Linked DNA regions of Homo sapiens: all the other regions are linked to region 3. The links are chromatin contacts, found by Hi-C or POLR2A ChIA-PET in ENCODE. All regions are on one chromosome and are shown on one strand. The core of a region is the stretch at or near the end of the contact, and the rest is flanking DNA. Distances in the headings are between cores, read along the strand shown.

Region 1 (4,018 bases), core at 247-2,746, 1.3 Mb before region 3:
TGGGTCACTTCAGTCAGATCCCCCACATTCAATTTCTTTTATTCCCACCCCAACCATCAGGCAAGTATGGCTCCTTGAGACCGCAGAGTAGCAACATTTATAAAGAATTCCCCTCACCCTATTTCCCATGGATCACCAATTCCTTCCCAACACTGCCGCTGCTGTGGCCTTAAATATGCCAATGATTGCTGTACTCAGGCTGGTGTCCCTGCAGCCCCACAGTGGGGAACACTGTGGCCCTGTTTGCTTCCTCCATCAGAGAGGTAACCCATTTTCACCCCATCTGAGAGAACCTCCTTGGCCAACTTCACTGCCAGGCACCTGAGGGTGCAGCCTCACCCAAGAGTTCCCATTTCATCTATTCACCTCCCTACTCCCATCAGCCAGTGGGGAACTTCTGAGCTGAACCCACATATCTGTCCCAATTATTAAAGGAGTCGATGAGAGTGAGCGTCTCCACAGAAGAGACACTTCTAGGATATGCTTCCCTCACTCAATTCAAAAAGAGGAGACTTTTCTCCTTTACAGGAAACATCTCCGGAACCCGACCTTTTCCACTCCCTCATTTCAGGGGCTTCCCTCAGTTGAATCCCCACTCCCAAAGAGACATCCTCGGGGCTCCCAATTCATCTGTTCTCCCTCATCCAATATCAGAGGCTTCCACCAACTGCCCCACTCGGACCTTGTCCCCTGAAACCTAACTTGAAGCAATCCATCTGTATCCTCGAACAGGAGACTGGTAATGATGGGGTCATTTCACTATCACCGCTATTAGGTCCCTCTGGCATCTGAATCCTTTTCCCTCCTCTCACTTATCATGCGGAGACCCCCTTCATTCTCCCCAAAAGCAGCTGCTCCAAGGCTCCTCCTTTCTAGTCAACATAGCTATTTCCTCAGCTAACCCCATCTCTAAAACTAACGCCGGAGCCGTTCCCTCAACCGATAGGGGATCCTCTCAAGTCACCCCCTCAGGATCCCGTTTCTTCCATCCAGCCTGAAGGGCTTCTCTGATGTCCCCTCCAGACATCCCAAGGCCCCTCTCAGCCGCACCCCTGGCACCCAGTATGGGACTTCCATCCGCTGTGGGGCGCCTCCTCTAGGGGACCTCTAGATCGCCCCTTAAGAGTCGCCAGCCCCGGTATCCTCAGGAGTGCCTCGGAGCTCGCTCCTCGCCCACTCCGGCTCCCCCAGACAGCACAGAGGGCCCTCACGCCTCCCGGGGGAGCCTCAGGGCCTCGCCGCGCCGCCCACAGGCCCCTCAGCCCCCCGCCCGTGCTTCCGGCCACCGCCTGCTCCTCCTCCCCCGGTCAGGCCGCGCCGGTGGCTGCCGCGGAGCCCAGCAGACAGAGGCGGCGCGGGGACCCTGGCTCCGCTGCAGGAGGCTTTGAGGGTCCCCGGCCCCCGGCCCAAGCCCATGCCCCCTCGGCCGGCCGGGCCCGGCGCCCCCGCTCACCCGAGCCCGTGGTGGCTGCCATCTTGCGTCGCTCTTGCTTGAAGGCCGGCCCCTTCTTCACCCCCCCCTTACCCGTCCCCCGGCCCTGATGCGCAGGCGCGCGCGCACGCACATACGCCGCCGCTGACGCCCGCCCCGGAGACCTGCACGACCCGTGGCCTGGAAGGCTCTTTTCCTTCCCTTTTAGAGAAAGGAAATATCTGCGTGCTCGAGGGCCCAGCAACCTGCAAGTCCCCACACATCGGGTGCGAGGGAGGTTGTGATGTGCTTAGTGAGAAGGGCAGGGGTGACTAGGCTTGGGAAGGCGCGATTGTGAAAGAAAAAGAAAATATAGCTTCAAACAAAAGCGCCGAATTCGCTTGGGGCTTTTTCCTGTCTAGTTCCTATCTAGATCCTCACCACATCTCCGCAAGGTCAGAATTAATGTGAAAAATGCAGCCGAGAGAGATCAAGCGATTTATCTAAACTCAGCTGTTAAGTGGCAGAGACAGGCAGAATTTTAACCTCCAGGTTCAAATTTTTTGAATCATCACCCTCCAGGTCAGATGATCTGGCTCCTAGGATTGATGCTCCCCGGCCAGAGAAGGCTTGGAGTGGGTGCAGCTAAATGATTTAGGGGCATTAAGGTGGCAGGGAAAGCATTTGCTAACCATCTACCCAATTCATTCATTCATTCATTCATTCATTCGTTCATTCATTCATTCAACCAAACAAACAAACATTAAGCACCTACTATGTACCAGACACTGTGCTAGGCGCTGGGGATGGATAGACATCTCTGAAGAAGCAAATCCCTGCTTTCAGGGACTTACATTCTAGTCGTAGACAGCAAGTAAATAAACAGGAAACTATAATTCTGATAGGGTAGAGATAAACCAAGACAAGAGCAGCAGAGGATGGTCAGGAAGGGCCTCCTAAGGTGGTCATATTTCAGCAGAGACCGTAACAATGAGGAGGTAGAGGGAACAGCTTGTGCAAAGGCCCTTGGGAAATATTTTTGCAAATAAATAAACCCAAGAAGGTACTCCTCCTTTATTATAAATTGTCTGAGAAGCCCTTATATGGATGTAGACACTGAGGCTGAGAGAGGTGAAGGGACTGGCTTAAGGTCACAGAGCAAAATACTGGCAGAAGGACCAGGACTCTAAACATAGAGGGACAAGGAAGCTGGAAGCCCTCACCCAGCACATCCAATTCATCACCTTTGTCTGATAGCAGTGCCTACTCTGCATCTCTCCACTCCGTTCACTTCTCCACTCAGGGCAAGCTGCCTTTATCTCCCACTTGGAAGACCCCAGCAGCTTCCATTCTCTCCCCTATGGCCCATTCTCCATATAGACCAACATCTGCTCAAAACACCCTCCAGCTAAAGCCTTCAGTGGCTCCCCATTCCCTCTGGATAAAATACAAACTTTACAAGTTGAGCGACCATAGAATTATCACCTAATGAGGACACACATCAGATTAAAAGGGGACTTATTATAATCTCACCAGGACAAGTGGAAACCAGGGCTCTCCAGGGCAAAGCAGGATGCCTGGACACCCTGTGCACCAGGCTCTGCACCCAGGGCAGGGACGAGGATGGGGTGGTCAGATTTAACGGGGCTTTCACTCAGGTCCTGACTCCGCACTTGCACAGCGCTGCAGGTGAGTGACTCCTTAAAATCTGCACCCTAGGGCAGGGCATGGTGGCTCACACCTGTAATCCCAGCACTTTGGGAGGCCGAGGTGGGCAGATCACCTGAGGTCAGGAGTTCCAGACCAGCCTGGTCAACATGGTGAAACCTCGTCTCTACTAAAAATACAAAAATTAGCGGGGCGTGGTAGCACACACCTGTAATCCCAGCTACTCGGGAGGCTGAGGCAGGAAAATCGAGCGAACCCGGGAGGCAGAGGTTGCAGTGAGCTGAGATTGCACCATTGCATTCCAGCCTGGGCAACAGAGAGAGATTCAGTCTCAAAAAAAAAAAAAAAATCTGCACCCTAGGTACCCCACTTGCCTCACCATAGCCTTGGCACAGCCTGCGCCTCTGAGACTTTCTGTACCTCTGCGGCGACACTGGCCCTTTGCAAGCCCCCTGGAACACATGCCCTCTCCCACTTCAGGGGCTTTGCCTGTGCTGTTCCCACTCTTCAGTTCTCAGATCCAGCACCATCCCCTCAGGGAAGCCTTCCTCGATTCCTCCAACCACATCAAATTCAGCTATAATTAGCTCTCAAAGTGCCAGCACTGGCTACAGGTGAAGCAACTTGACTTTTCGTGTATCACGTGATACAAGTTTGCTTTGGGGAGCACAGAAAATACTTGCCCTGGACTTGGGGTCACTGTAAAGCATCAGTAGCAAGTGGAAGCATTTGGGTTCCTAAGGTGGACTCACCTTTGCAGTGAAATTTTCTAGGTTCAAGTCTTCCTTCATCACTCAGTTTGCTTTGTGACTTCAGGTAAGACGCTTGAACCTCTCCTGGCATCAGTTTCCCCTTCTATGAGGATAGTAGTATCAACCTCATAGGATTGCTGTGGAGATAAAATGCTTTCCTAAAACCCCTTGGGCACAGGGAAGAGGA
Region 2 (3,548 bases), core at 414-2,913, 1.7 Mb before region 3:
CTCCTGGGGGTGTTCAAAGTTGCTTATGACCCTGTGGAGCTATCAGCAGGTACCTCTGCCCCAGAACCTATTATGAGCAATGCACTAGGGGCTCGGTGCACAAGGAAACACCTGAACTACAACTACCCAAGCAAATATCATATCTTTGTAGGTTGTCGGGTTTCTTCAGCTGTCTGAAGATACAAAACCTCATGTGACTGTTTGATTTTTAGTCTCTTCTCACCTTGGTCTTCCTTTCTCACAGTTATTTTTAAAATCAGCAACTGGCTAATATTTGAAAACTGTCAGTAGCCAACTGTCCGTTTCACAATTAGATCACTGTTCAAAAGGAGCAGAATTTTCAACTCTAGACTTTAGTTCAACAAGCTAGCAAATCATTACAGGAATGAGTGACTTCATCTTTACAGCTGGGTCGCTGCACTATGAGGCTACACTAAAATATACCTAATTGTTGAATTCCAACATGTCTGTAGGCCCTCCCCGCATCTTCAAGGTTAGAGTTTTTATTATTGCATCCTCCCCCAACCCAACCCCCCCAGACAAAGCTTGGCATTTTCGGAATCCCTACTCATAAAGTGACTCAGTCCACCGATGGGCCAACTGACAAATCCTTAAGGGATTAAGATATTACCAGGTAAAAAGTGACTTTTAAAAATGTACATAATACATATATATGTAGAGAGAGAGAGTGTGTGTGTGTGTGTTACAGGAAAGCTATTAACTATACTATGAATAAAACAAAATTTCACTGAAAATAAAAGTGATCAGGTAGCACTGACTACAACCTTCTAAATTCCCCCTAAATGAATCCACAGAAAGACTTTCTTGAAGGGTCTTTTGCTAATTTGCGGTTAGAACACAACACACTCAAGAAAATGATGCTCACAGCAGGACACTAATACTAAGTAATTTCTGAGATTATGTCTGCATTTGTGCTAAATAATTTATGCTAGGAGCAGAAATAAAAGCAGAGATGAAGTTAAGCTATTGATTGAAGACTGTGCTAACCCCATTAAAAATAAAGAGAGGTATGAATGTGTGCCTTCACAACTCAGCTCAGGATATACTTGCCAACTGAGCTCTTCCTTCCGTAAGAAGGCCCATTGCTCTTGGCTACTGCGCAGGGGCTATGAAGGCCCCATGGTTCTAGGACTAGAGCAGATGCGTACAAACTCCCTAAAGTCACAGGAAGGAAGGGGAGGCACAACTGGAGAGAAGTTGGTGAACTGCCTCTCTGGCCCATAGGGGCATGAGGGCGGGGGGCACAGAATAAAACCATAAAGCAATAATTTTCACTATTTAAAAGAACAAGTCTAAATGGCACACATCCTCTGTGTCTAAGATGACTAGCACTGCTGTTTTTTGATGAGTCATCAAGGGCAGTCATGCTGAAAAGCAGGGATACTTCTGTATTCCACCTATGTAATCATTCCAAAATTATGGGATTGGAACATTACAATACCTATGATGTATGTCCTTATATTTGTATGTGTTTGTGTGCTTACCCTTAAGTGGTGTTTTTTGTTTTGTTTTGTTTTTGCTGACTTCTTTGTTCTAGGGGGTATTTCTGCAGCCTTCTCAGAAAAACCTCAGGGTATTAGAGAAGGTACAACTTGCTAATGGCATCTGGTGAGCATGGGCTGGAAGGGGAACCACCGGGAAACACAGTTGTCAATAACCACACCCGCTATGGTGCAAACATGACCCACATACAAACTGAAGTACAAGTACAACCCCTCCCAAAAGTCTAGCCCTAAGATAATAGCACAGAAACTAAGCCTAACAAGGTGCTTGGAACCTCTTCCTACCTGCACCAACCACCCTCTGCACACCATCCCCAGCAAGACCCCCTGCCTCCAACTCCCCTAAAGCAGCATTTCCAGGATAGCACTATTCTTTAATCCACTGACAACTTTGGCACTGGCTAAGGCTTACTATTTTTATCCCCTTTCACACCATTCTCTGAGCAGAAATGCTAGGTGCAAACATTTGTTGGTAATTATGTTAAAGTAAGTCTTCTTAAGAACAAATGGTAAAATGAATACATGAAAACTTTGCAATCTATTTTTGAAGAATTGTCTGCAAAAAGAGTGGAAATTGAGTTTTTCTTACGCAGCTGAAAGGATAAAACAAAAATTACATATAATCAGAACACAATATAAAATAAGGATCGTACTCCCCCAAAATTACATCTGTATTTGGCTGTGAGAGGTGAAATATCTTTGATTGATTGATTGATTGATTGATTTTTGGGATGGAGTCTCACTCTAACGCCCTGGCTGGAGTGCAATGGTGCAATCTCGGCTCACTGCCATCTCCGCCTCCCAAGTTGAAGCAATTCTCCTGCCTCAGCCTCCTGAGTAGCTGGGATTACAGGCATGTGCCACCATGCCCAGCTAATTTTTGTATTTTTTAGTAGAGACAGGAGTTTCACCATGTTGGTCAGGCTGGTCTCGAACCCCTGACCTCAGGTGATCTGCCCGCCTCAGCCTCCCCAAGTGCTGGAATTATAGGCGTGAGTCATCACGCCCAGCCTGAAATATCTTTTAAATCTTGTTAGCATGTGCTCTGAAAGATATGTTCCACCTTAGGACAAACAGCAAACAAACTTTATTTCTTCAGAACACAGCAAATGGCAGGGTAGAGAATCAAATGACACTGGAAGTGGGGCCTTGATCTCACCCCTCCTGATATGGCAAGCACACAGGGCCTAGAGTCCTGGGCTAAACTAAAAGATGAAGGTCAACTTGGTTACTAATTTCGCAGAGCAAGTCCAAGGCAATCAAAATAGAAAAGCAAAACCAACCCTGGAACTCACAAAGGACTGGACACATGTCATGGAATTATTTATAGTCTAGGACAGGTGAACAATAATTTGGCTGGACAAGAATGCAGGCCCTTTTCTGAGTTCACTCTCACTGTTCCAAGAATGAAGATGTCTTGCTATTCTAGCTGCAAGACAGGCACCAGCCATGAGTCCCTACGTGGTGGTGTGCATGCTGCCTCTGAAGGACAAGCCTCATAATTATCTGGCCAAGATATCTTGAAAGAAGCCTACTAATGCATAAAATACATAATCACTGAGCCCTGGAAGCCATCCAGGTACCCTCGGGCCTTTGGGAGTTGGACAGACATGTAGCAAGGACACATTCTCTCAAACTTCCTCCTAACACAAGCCTTAATCAATATTAAGGGTTAAAAGGTTTCATTTAACTTCGATAAAGTAGGTATTAGTACTCTCATAGAAAAACAAGCTGAGACTCAATCACTGCTTTCATTTGGCTTAACAGCTCACTACTAGGCTTGCTACTAAGACCTTGAAGATCCTTGGCTTCCATATCCACTTCAATATAAACATTGTTAGTGCTGTTACTGGTAATGGGGGCTGGGGGGAATCCCCAGGGTTCCTGGAGCACAAAGCAAAGTTCCCTCCATTCTCCTAATTACATTAATTTAATCCCTTGCCCACTACATGATTACATTAAAAGGGGCTGGGGGTGGGGAGGGTAACATAAAGCCAAGACCCAAAGTTAACCACAATACAAAAG
Region 3 (3,811 bases), core at 1,046-3,545:
CGGACCTCCCTGCCCACTCTGCTGTTCCCCAGTGCCGGACACCCACCACGGATGGAGAGCCTCATTTAACTGGACACCCACAACAAAGTGTGCAAAACCAAAAAGGAGCAGGCTCCAAAGACGTTGCTGCATTTTTCCACGCAGGCCAGCCCTGGAATCGGGGAGCATGCAAGTTAATGGGGCCTCATCCCCCCTTCTCCCGCCCAACCCTGAGATTCTCAGGGAGGTCCCCAGGAGTGTCCACTTCAGGAGTGGAGGGGTCTAGCCCTTAAGAGCAGGAGAATGAGAAGAGAGGGCCTTCAGCCTGTCAAGTTTTCTTATACTTTACTTAAAAAAAAAAAAATTCAAGTTAAGGAAACACACAGCTGGAAAACAAAAGGAGAAGCAGAAGATATCGATTACCTTTAACTTTGATTTCTCGGATCAAAGATCACAGTCATTCTGTTTCATAATATGTTTTGTATCCAGCTAAGGTGTGTGTCTATCAGCTCTGAAAAAGATTTGCAAAATCATTTTTGAGAAGAAAAAAAAAAATCACCTTTGATCTCTCTTACGCTTCCAACTCATGCCGATATCATCCAAGCCCAGGAGGGAACTTAACCCTTTGGCTCTAGTTTAAGCCAGAATTCTGCAACATCTTAGCATTTGTGCCAGAATTAACCCAACACTAGGGTAATAATCATGGAGATGAGGGACTCTGTGCAAAGTGCATTACATTATGTGGGGTGTGGGATCAGGGGAGCGTGTTCAGGGTGGACAAAAGGGCTGCTGTGGGTATGTGATGGGGTTTCAAATCATGGCCAACTACAAAGAGAAAATTAAGCTGGTTTCTGCTGCAGTCAAAGGAAAATCAGAATTTCATTAAAGATCTACTCAACTGTTATCTTCCTTCAGGCATCTACAGATACTAAACTGGGCCCCAGTTTCCTTCTTACTAGTGATATCACCTCAGTGGTCAGGGAAATTCATAAAACTGCACATTTTCTTCCTGTTTTTTGTCAACAATGGAAAAAAAAGCTCCTGCCCTATCAGAACAACGAAGGCACTTGAATGAGACCTGGGGAGTCTATTGTAAATAATACTCCTCTCTACATGTGTACAATGCCTGTGGCTTTCAAAACACCTGTCTTCCCAATCCCCTTTGGCCGAATTGGAATACCCAAGTCCATTCCAAATGCCTGATTTAGAAATGTTTTCTGAGTCCAATTTCTTACAGGGAATAATGCAGCGTTATTAGAAATGTCAAGTAAACTAGGATGCTTTTTCAAATAGAGGCATAAGCTCCCTGAAATCTCATCTTCAAGGGAGACAGAATGCTCAATAAATGAGATCCTTTCAGCGCTTATGCAGTTAGAGGCCTGGATTTCCCAATGTTGGGCTCCAACAGGAATTGGCTAGTTGGGGTTGGCTACTGCTGCCCTGGGGCAAAAGAAGCACTTCATCTCTCCTCCTTTTCTGACCATGCATCTCAGGCCATCTCCCAAAGCAAACATTTCCAGGTGGATGTGGCCCTAAGGCAGCTCCCACACTAAACTGCCCAGTCTCCACTTGAAACTGACTTCTTCCAAGTCCAAGAGCAGACAGTACTGTCGGATAATTCACTCAGGGCCTTAAAATACCACCTCTATCCTGACGATGGCCACATTAATGTTTTTAACCCAGACCATCACTCCTGAATTTCAGATTGCAATATCTACCTGCCCAAACTTCACAGGGCCAAAACCAATCTCTGGATCCTCACCCCTCCTCCCCGTGTCTCACCTGTTCCCATGATGGGAAACACACATTCTCTCTTTCCAGTTGTTCAGGCCAACCTGTGTGTTCCCTGACTCCTTGTTCACAGCCCACATCCCACCCACCCATACATGCTTCTGGATTTACCCCAGGTAGCCAGAAACCAACAACCTCCACTGCCACCCCGGCCCTACAGCAAGGTGATCCTGTTGGAACTGATGTTAGAGCACGCCACTCCCTGTTTTGCTCAGCTGACAGCTCTAAAGTTCTGTAATGACCAACACGTTGTCACTTTATCCATATCTACTCATTTAAGGAGCACTTCAGTGGATCTCAGGCATCAGGCACAGGTCTGAAGTCACACCCTTGGAGGAGTCGTTCGAATCTAGTTGGAACCCCAGGGACCAGGTTCTTCAGACCATCCACCCAGAACACGAGTTCTCTCTCCAAACCTTCAAACACCAAACCACATGGTGCCCAGTGTTAATATGGGGGGTGGGGGGGCACAATGGCGCTATCTCAGGGGACTCGAGAAACCAAGCCCTGTTCTGTCACCTTCTCAGAGAAATAGAAAGCATCACATGATGGCTCCGTCTGCAGCATTCGGAGGTGCAGCTTCCTGTTTAGTCATAGAGTTTCACTCTTTGTCAGCTTCTTTGTGGAAGACAGAGGCAGGGCCTGTCTTCATTCAACTGAGGCCCGAAATCAACTCGGGACCAGGCCACCGCCAAACACCCTCCTCCGCAGGTGGCTACTCGCTCTGCCTTCCTTCATCCTCACAGACATCTCCGGGGGTGGTGGTGAGAGTTCCATTTCTCAGGTCAAGTTAGTAAGGCAGAGAAAGATGGGGCGACTTGTCCAGGAACAGCCTCCTAGCATTGGGTAGAGACCAGATGTGGCCCCAGCTCTATGGGTACTAGTCCTGGGCTAGGGTTTCCCCAATTTGAAAGATCTTCTGGCTGCCCTGGGGCCTCTGTTAAAATGTAGACTCACATCAGAAGCTGTTGGAACATAAGCACTTCAACAGTGCCTCTGCCTCAGTCTCCCCAGCCACGAGATGGGGATGAGAACACTTCCTTGGCAAAGTCACTGAGGATTAAATGAGATGCTATAGGCCAGGCACAGTGGCTCATGCCTGTAATCCCAGAACGTTGGGAGGCCGAAGTGGGTGGATCACTTGAGGTCAGGAGTTTAAGACCAGCCCGGCCAATATGGTGAAACCCCGTCTCTACTAAAAATACAAAAATTAGCTGGGTGTGACGGCAGGTGCCTGTAACCTCAGCTACCTGGGAGGCGGAGGTTGCAGTGAGCTGAGATGGTGCCACTGTACCCCAACCTAGGCAACAGAGCAAGACTGTCTCAAAAAAATAAAAATAAATGAGATGCTATAGCTGGCTCATTGGCATGTGTTTATTAAGCCCACAATATGGTCCCCTAAAGAAGATGGAAGAGAAAGAGACAAAGACCAGTCTAAAAGAGGCCATTCCAATAACCAAGGATACCATTCTGTTTCCCTACATATTTAAATGGGAGGTAAGTCCATTGATCCACGTGAATGTGCTGGTCAGTTGTCAGTAATATGGAGATGCGGACGTCAAGAGAAAAGGCAGTATTTAGACTTACTACATGGTCCCTAAGTGTCATCTACAAATCCTCCCAAAGACACAGGGGTACCTCAAAAACCACAATTACTTTTGCGCCAACCTAATACAAGGTTACAGCCTAAGACCTATACAGTGGCCTTGCATTTTTACCCCAGGCATAAACTGGTGAGTCATCCCACTGATCCTATGGACTAGGTGATAATTTAAGATGTAAATTAGAAGTGGTTCACTGATGAGCTTAATCAATGGTGATAATTTTCATAAAAACACAAGGTGTCAACAAATAGCCATTACAGACAAAAGTACAGACCCAAGAATCTGTCTCCTTGACAAATATACAACTAGCTTCCCAGACTTCTGAGCTCACAGGCATGCACGTTTGAATGGGATGGAATTTAAGGGAAACCCTGCGTGCATCTCCGTGGTGGAACCAATGGGAATCAGGCACTGGTCTAAGGGACGTCCAGTTTTGT

Evidence for each region. A loop is a pair of places that touch in the nucleus more often than their neighbours do. ChIA-PET counts read pairs that join two places held with the same protein, here RNA polymerase II (POLR2A). Pooled maps may share reads with other maps.
Region 1: a pooled map shows a loop between it and region 3 (7-fold over the local background). The contact joins the promoter of UBE2V1 here to the enhancer-like site in region 3. A Hi-C loop is called at or near these places in 2 of 37 single-sample maps with no recorded cell type and 5 of 50 pooled maps. POLR2A ChIA-PET finds 5 or more read pairs at or near these places in 1 of 52 experiments (naive thymus-derived CD4-positive, alpha-beta T cell).
Region 2: a loop to region 3 is called in a map with no recorded cell type, with 11 times the contacts of the local background. The contact joins two enhancer-like sites. A Hi-C loop is called at or near these places in 2 of 37 single-sample maps with no recorded cell type and 2 of 50 pooled maps.

The regions. Positions count from the first base shown.
Region 1 is chr20:50,111,654-50,115,671 of GRCh38, forward strand. UBE2V1 (ubiquitin conjugating enzyme E2 V1) reads right to left here and starts at 1,497. Exons shown (of 4, transcript NM_001032288.3): 1 at 1,454-1,497. The coding sequence starts at 1,475. All of the region lies in intron 5 of PEDS1-UBE2V1 (PEDS1-UBE2V1 readthrough), which reads right to left. RefSeq lists a silencer at 1,025-1,564 and enhancers at 1,735-1,844, 1,849-2,416.
Region 2 is chr20:49,675,513-49,679,060 of GRCh38, forward strand. All of the region lies in intron 1 of B4GALT5 (beta-1,4-galactosyltransferase 5), which reads right to left. Among named protein-coding and RNA genes, the nearest start is that of B4GALT5, 37 kb to the right of the region's middle. RefSeq lists an enhancer at 1,086-1,165. Within about 2 kb of position 1,664, at least 19 of the 41 ENCODE cell types and tissues checked have a DNase peak (open chromatin) inside an H3K27ac peak, as active enhancers do.
Region 3 is chr20:51,398,241-51,402,051 of GRCh38, forward strand. NFATC2 (nuclear factor of activated T cells 2) reads right to left here. Exons shown (of 11, transcript NM_012340.5): 10 at 403-490. The coding sequence ends at 447. Among named protein-coding and RNA genes, the nearest start is that of MIR3194, 53 kb to the right of the region's middle. RefSeq lists an enhancer at 2,206-2,675. Within about 2 kb of position 2,296, at least 8 of the 41 ENCODE cell types and tissues checked have a DNase peak (open chromatin) inside an H3K27ac peak, as active enhancers do.